Linked DNA regions of Homo sapiens: region 2 is linked to region 1. Evidence: chromatin loops called from intact Hi-C (ENCODE). Cell type or tissue: heart right ventricle. All regions are shown on one strand. Links, peaks and the distances in the headings refer to the core of each region. The heading gives the core; the rest is flanking DNA. Region 1 overlaps CLTCL1 (clathrin heavy chain like 1). Region 2 overlaps CLTCL1 (clathrin heavy chain like 1).

The links. A loop is a pair of places that touch in the nucleus more often than their neighbours do. Peaks named below come from ENCODE experiments on the same cell type or tissue, not always from the same donor. Only the 100,000 strongest peaks of a DNase experiment are listed, where the experiment ranks them.
Region 2: a loop joins it to region 1, with 5 times the contacts of the local background. A loop is called at or near these places in 16 of 110 quality-filtered maps.

Annotation. Positions count from the first base shown.
Region 1 is chr22:19,227,217-19,230,023 of GRCh38, reverse strand. It overlaps CLTCL1 (clathrin heavy chain like 1), which reads left to right. Exons shown (of 33, transcript NM_007098.4): 11 at 49-186. Among named protein-coding and RNA genes, the nearest start is that of SLC25A1, 50 kb to the right of the region's middle. In heart right ventricle, for the core only: no CTCF peak of the experiment used is centred there; a DNase peak (open chromatin) is centred at 1,673.
Region 2 is chr22:19,283,866-19,286,672 of GRCh38, reverse strand. All of the region lies in intron 1 of CLTCL1 (clathrin heavy chain like 1), which reads left to right. Among named protein-coding and RNA genes, the nearest start is that of CLTCL1, 6.4 kb to the left of the region's middle. In heart right ventricle, for the core only: no CTCF peak of the experiment used is centred there; no DNase peak of the experiment used is centred there; H3K27ac peaks cover 2,367 bases.

The DNA of each region.
Region 1 (2,807 bases), core at 165-2,664:
ACTGAATGAAAACATACTGAGTGAAAATGTGGCTTGGATATGTTTCAGATTGTGGACATTTTCATGGAAAACAGTTTAATTCAGCAGTGTACTTCCTTCTTATTGGATGCCTTGAAGAATAATCGCCCAGCTGAGGGACTCCTGCAGACATGGCTGTTGGAGATGAACCTTGTTCATGCACCCCAGGTCAGTGACTTGTAGGCTAACACCGAGAGGCAGAGCACCTGTGGCACCTCTCTGGGTTTGCAGACTTGAGCACAGTGGCTTTGGACTGGGCTGGGCTTGTGCCAGATGTTTATCTTGTACTTCTCAGTGGACATTCTCCATGACTTTCCTTAAAAGGATTTTCCAGAAATCATGATACAGGACTTTCATGGAAACAGTTCTAATTAGGGCAGCATTTCTTCCTTTCTTCTTTTTTTCATTGTGGTAAAATATACATAACCAAATTTACCATTTTAACAACTTTTAAGTGTCTGATACAGTGGCATTAAGAACATTCACAATGCTATGCAGCCATTACCACTACATAGTTCCAGAACTTTTATTATCCCAGAGTAACTATGTAACTGTTAAGCAGTGACTCCTCATTTCCCAGCCCCTGACAACTGCCATTCTAATCTGTCTCTATTAATTTGGCTTTTCAAGATATTTCATATACATGGAACCACAAAATATTTGTCCTTTTACCTGGCTTTTTTCACTTAGCATATTATTTTCAAGGTTCATCCATGTTGTAGCATGTGTTAGAAACACCTTCATTTTTGAAACTGAGTAATAGTCCACCATGTGTATATATGACATGTGTTTATCCATTCATCCATTGATGAACATTTGGGTTGCTTCTACCTTTAGGCTATTGTGAATAATGCTGCTGTTAACATGGGTGTACAAAGATTTATTTGAGACCCTGCTTTAATTCTTTTGGGCATATATCCAGAAGTGGACTTGCTGGATCATGTCCTACAGTAATTCTATGTTTACCTTTTTGAGGAACCACCATACTGTATTCCAGGAGGCTGTACCATTTTATATTCTTCCCAGCAATGCTCAGCTGTTCCAATTTCTGTATATCCTTGCCAACACATCTTCCCTGTCTAAAATAATAATAATAGTAATCACCATCTTAATGGGCGTGCAGTGGTATCTCACTGTGGTGAGGCATCATTTGTTGGCCTGAAACTTGTGGGAGCAGGTATAATCAAATCACATGTCTGTGCTATTTTGGGTTAAATTTAGATATATATACAAGAAAGGGATTTAGAGGAGTTTATATCAAGCTGTTCACCACGGTACTAAGTGGATAAGATTGTACAAGTTCACTTTGTTCTTTACTTATCTCTTCTGATTTTTCTTTAATAATCACTTACTGTTTTTATAATTAGGAAACAACATATTAAGTATATTGTTCTGTTACCTCAATTTATTCAAATCTACAAGTTAGCTGCTAAGAAGTGGGTCATATTCCAACTCTAGGAAATAAAAGTACTGTTAATTTGCTGCTTGGGGTCTACTGGACTCTCATGACTTTGTGAGTGTATGTAACCGTTTCTGGTGAATGAGATTTGAAACACACCAAGCGTCACTCAGAAACTTGGCAGACAGACCCTAAGGAATGCCCAGACCCTAAAGGAGAAACAAGTAGTTGGGTGAGGTGCCAGCAGGCTCTGGCTTAGTGCCCCAGGACGCTGGCAGTCTTCTCTGGGCAGTAGGACTGCGTGATGGTTTCTACATTCTATAAAATACACTGTTGCTATGAGGAGAAAATGTTTGAAAACAAGAAGTAAAGATAAACCTGAAGGAAACAAAGGATAGGAGACTCAGGTAAGTGCTAGATGTTCTAAAGCCCTACTCTTAGTACTGTGTTTGATCGTCAACTCTGTGCATCACTCTGAAGTGGTCTGGTGTGTGACAGTGGCTGTGGTCACTCTGTGGCCATACCTGGTTGGTGATGCAGATCCTAGAAGGAATAAGAAAGAGTGTGCCAGGTGGCAGGGGAAGGCACCCAGGAGTGTAGCTTGTCAAGACCATCATTAGATACTGAGGGAGCACTCACTCAGCCATGCTGCAAGGCTGCTGTGTTGACCTATCCAGTCTTAGCCCAAAAATTACTTACTTCAAGAGAATATTTAGTGGCTGGGTGCAGTGGCTCGCGCCTATAACCCCAGCATTTTTGGAGGCCAAGGTGAGCAGAGCCCAGGAGTTTGAGACCAGCATGGACAACACGGCCAAACCCCATCTCTACAAAAAAATATAAAAATTAGCCAGGTGGGCCAGGTGCGGTGGCTCACACCTGTAATCCCAGCACTTTGGGAGGCCAAGGCGGGTGGATCACATGGTCAAGAGATCGAGACCAGCCTGGCCAACATGGTGAAACCCTGTCTTTACTAAAAATACAAAAATTAGCTGGGTGTGGTGGCGCATGCCTGTAGTCCCAGCTACTTGGGAGGCTGAGGCAGGAGAATCACTTGAACCCGTGAGACGGAGGTTGCAGTGAGCAGGGTGGGGTCATGCCACTGCATTGCAGCCTGGCAACAGAGCGAGACTCCATCTCAAAAAAAAAAAAAAAAAAAAGTAGCCAGGTGTGGTGGCATGTGCCTGTAATCCCAGCTGCTTGGGAGGCTGAAGTGGGAGGATTGCTTGAGCCTGGGAGGTCAAAGCAGCAGTGAGCCGAGATTGCACCACTGCACTCCATTCGCCTGGGCAACAGAGTGAGACCCTGTCTCAAAAAAAAAAAAAAAAAAAAGATTTTATGCCTCATCAAAATTGTTTCCAGGAGTGTTCATTGTTTTTTAAATGCAATCCCC
Region 2 (2,807 bases), core at 258-2,757, 57 kb before region 1:
TGTGAAGGTGTAGATTGAGCTTGAACTGAAAACAGTTCCCATCCACACACACCCGTGTGTGTCTGGAGAGGCTTCTGGGGGTCATGCTCCAAAAAGGGACACGTACCCATAGTAATCCAGTCCATATTTGGTTTATGTTGCCATTATGTAGCTATCTCATTTTGTGAAGTGGTTTTTGATGTACTAAGACAGCAGTTGGCTCATTGCATCCTAAAATTATTGCATCCCATGTAAAATGTCATTTTAAGATACCATGTAAACTGTTAAATTTTGCCTGTTGGCCTACCACTGCTTCTGGTATTGGAAATACATACTGGCCAGTTAGTTGCCTTCTGACTTGTTTATTTACAAAGCAAGGAGAGTAACCTGCCTCAGCCAGGGTGTCTGCGAGGGTGAGCCTTGTGGGAGTACCTACCGCTGTGGCATTGTGGGTGACCAAAGAGTAAATGAATTTGAATGGGGACTCTTTGGAAAAACAGATCTTCACCATAGAACATTTAAATGTTCAGAATGCCTAAGCTACACAAACCAGTGCTTTTTTAGTTGGTTGGGTTGAAAGAATTAAGTCCTAGGAGGATCTGAGTCAAGGTTCCTCTCTGCTGAGATATTTCTGTTGCAGGGGCTAGTCTGATGGGAATTAAAATCTTTCAGTTCAGCCTCTGTCTGTCTCTCCCCAGGGGAAACCACTATAAACGAAGCCACCATATCCTTCCAAAAATGTTCAAAAGAATCCTGCTTTAAATATGCTTCTGCCCTTTGCTTTTGTAACTTAACACACTGAAGATCCTCCCATAGGATCACAGACAGATCACTGCATCTATCTGACATGTTGTTTATCAGTATTCCCTAGGGTAGTAGTTGCTGGCACCCTGTCACCCCCTTCTCTAAGGGGGAATCTTTCTGCAATCTGTCTGATTTTTCCTTCCTTTGCTTCTTCACTGAGACTTTACTGAGTTTGCAGGCTCTTCTCCCACATTTTCTTCCACTTCTCTTGAGGCCTGCTGCTGGCCTCCATGCCAGAGAGATGACCATCACTCTTGGCAGGCTGAAGAAGGATGCCACAAAGCTGGGATAGCAAAGTTCAGTGATGAAATTAGAATCGGATATATCTTGACAGGCCAGAATCCAGCTAGTTGACATTTAACTGGGATAAATATAGAGTCTTGTGCACTGGTGTTAAAATAAAGAAAACCTGTAATAGTGTAATTTGAGAGAAGTTCTGTAAAGCATTATATAAATGTAGTTAACTATCCCTGAACTAACCTACTCCTGGAATGTAAGTTCTGGAAGAGACCTTAGTGTCAACATTCTTCATAGGCCCTCATTTACAGAGCTCCCTCTTTAGGCTAGGAAAGGCTCTTTGGTAAGTTTCTTTTTCTTTTTCTTTTTCTTTTTTTTAAGATGGAGTCTTGTTCTGTTGCCCAGGCTGGAGTGCAGTGGCACAATCTCGGCTCACTGCAACCTCTGCCTCCAGGGTTCACGCCATTCTCCTGCCTCAGCCTCCCGAGTAGCTGGGACTACAGGCACCCACCACCACGTCCAGCTAATTTTTTATATTTTTAGTAGAGACAGGGTTTCACCGTGTTAGCAAGGATGGTCTCGATCTCCTGACCTTGTGATCCGCCTGCCTCGGCCTCCCAAAGTGCTGGGATTACAGGCGTGAGCCACCGCGCCCAGCGTGTTTCAAATATAAAATGTGTTTTTTATTTTATTTTCTTGAGACAGAGTCTCGCTCTGTCCACCAGGCTGGAGTGCAGTGGCATGATCTCAGCTCACTGCAGCCTCTGCCTCCCCGGTTCAAGCGATTCTCCTGGCTTCAGCCTCCTGAGTAGCTCGGACTACAGGTGCGTGCCACCATGCCTGGCTAATTTTTGTATTTTTAGTAGAGATGGGGTTTCACCATGTTGGCCAGGATGGTCTTAATCTCTTGACCTCGTGATCCGCCCACCTCAGCCTCCCAAAGTGCTGGGATTACAGGTGTGAGCCACTGCACCCAGCCCATTTATTTTTTTGAAACAGAGTTTCACTCTTGTTGCCCAGGCTGGAATGCAATGGCGTGGTCTTGGCTCACTGCAGCCTCCGCTTCCCGTGTTCAAGTGATTCTCCTGTTTCAGCCTCCCAGGTAGCTGGGATTATAGGTGCCCGCCACCACACCCAGCTGATTTTTGTATTTTTATAGAGATGGGGTTTCATTATGTTGGCCAGGCTGGTCTCCAACTCCTGACCTCAGGTGATCCACCCGCCTCGGCCTCCCAAAGTGCTGGTATTACAGGCGTGAGCAGCCACGCCAGGCCCTCAAAGTATGTTTTAAAAACTGTAGATGAACTAAATTTTACTGCCCTGAAACAAGTAATTTGTTTTACTATTTGTTTACCATCCATATGCTAGGCACAAGGATAAAGCAGTGAGTGAGACTGGGAAGGAGACAGATACAGAAAGAAAAAATATTGGTGTCCACATAGGTGTGAAAACATGGGGATGTTCAGTGCAACTTAAGCATTCTGGCTTCACTGATGTAGGCAGTTGATGTTCTCACTAATACTCTTGTACAAACACAGTTGTAGTCCTCCCAGGCAGACATCTTCCTTAAGCCCCTTATACATAGAAACCACAGGACTATCAGATGAGTAATTTCTTTTTGCATATTCCCCAGTGTCAGATTTTTTTTTTTTTTTTTTTTTGAGACAGGGTCTGTCTCTGTCACCCAGGCTGGAGTGCAGTGGCACAATCTTGGCTCATTCCAGCCTCTGCCTCCTGGTTTCAAGCGATTCTTGTTCCTCAGCCTCCTGAGTAGCTGGGACCACAGG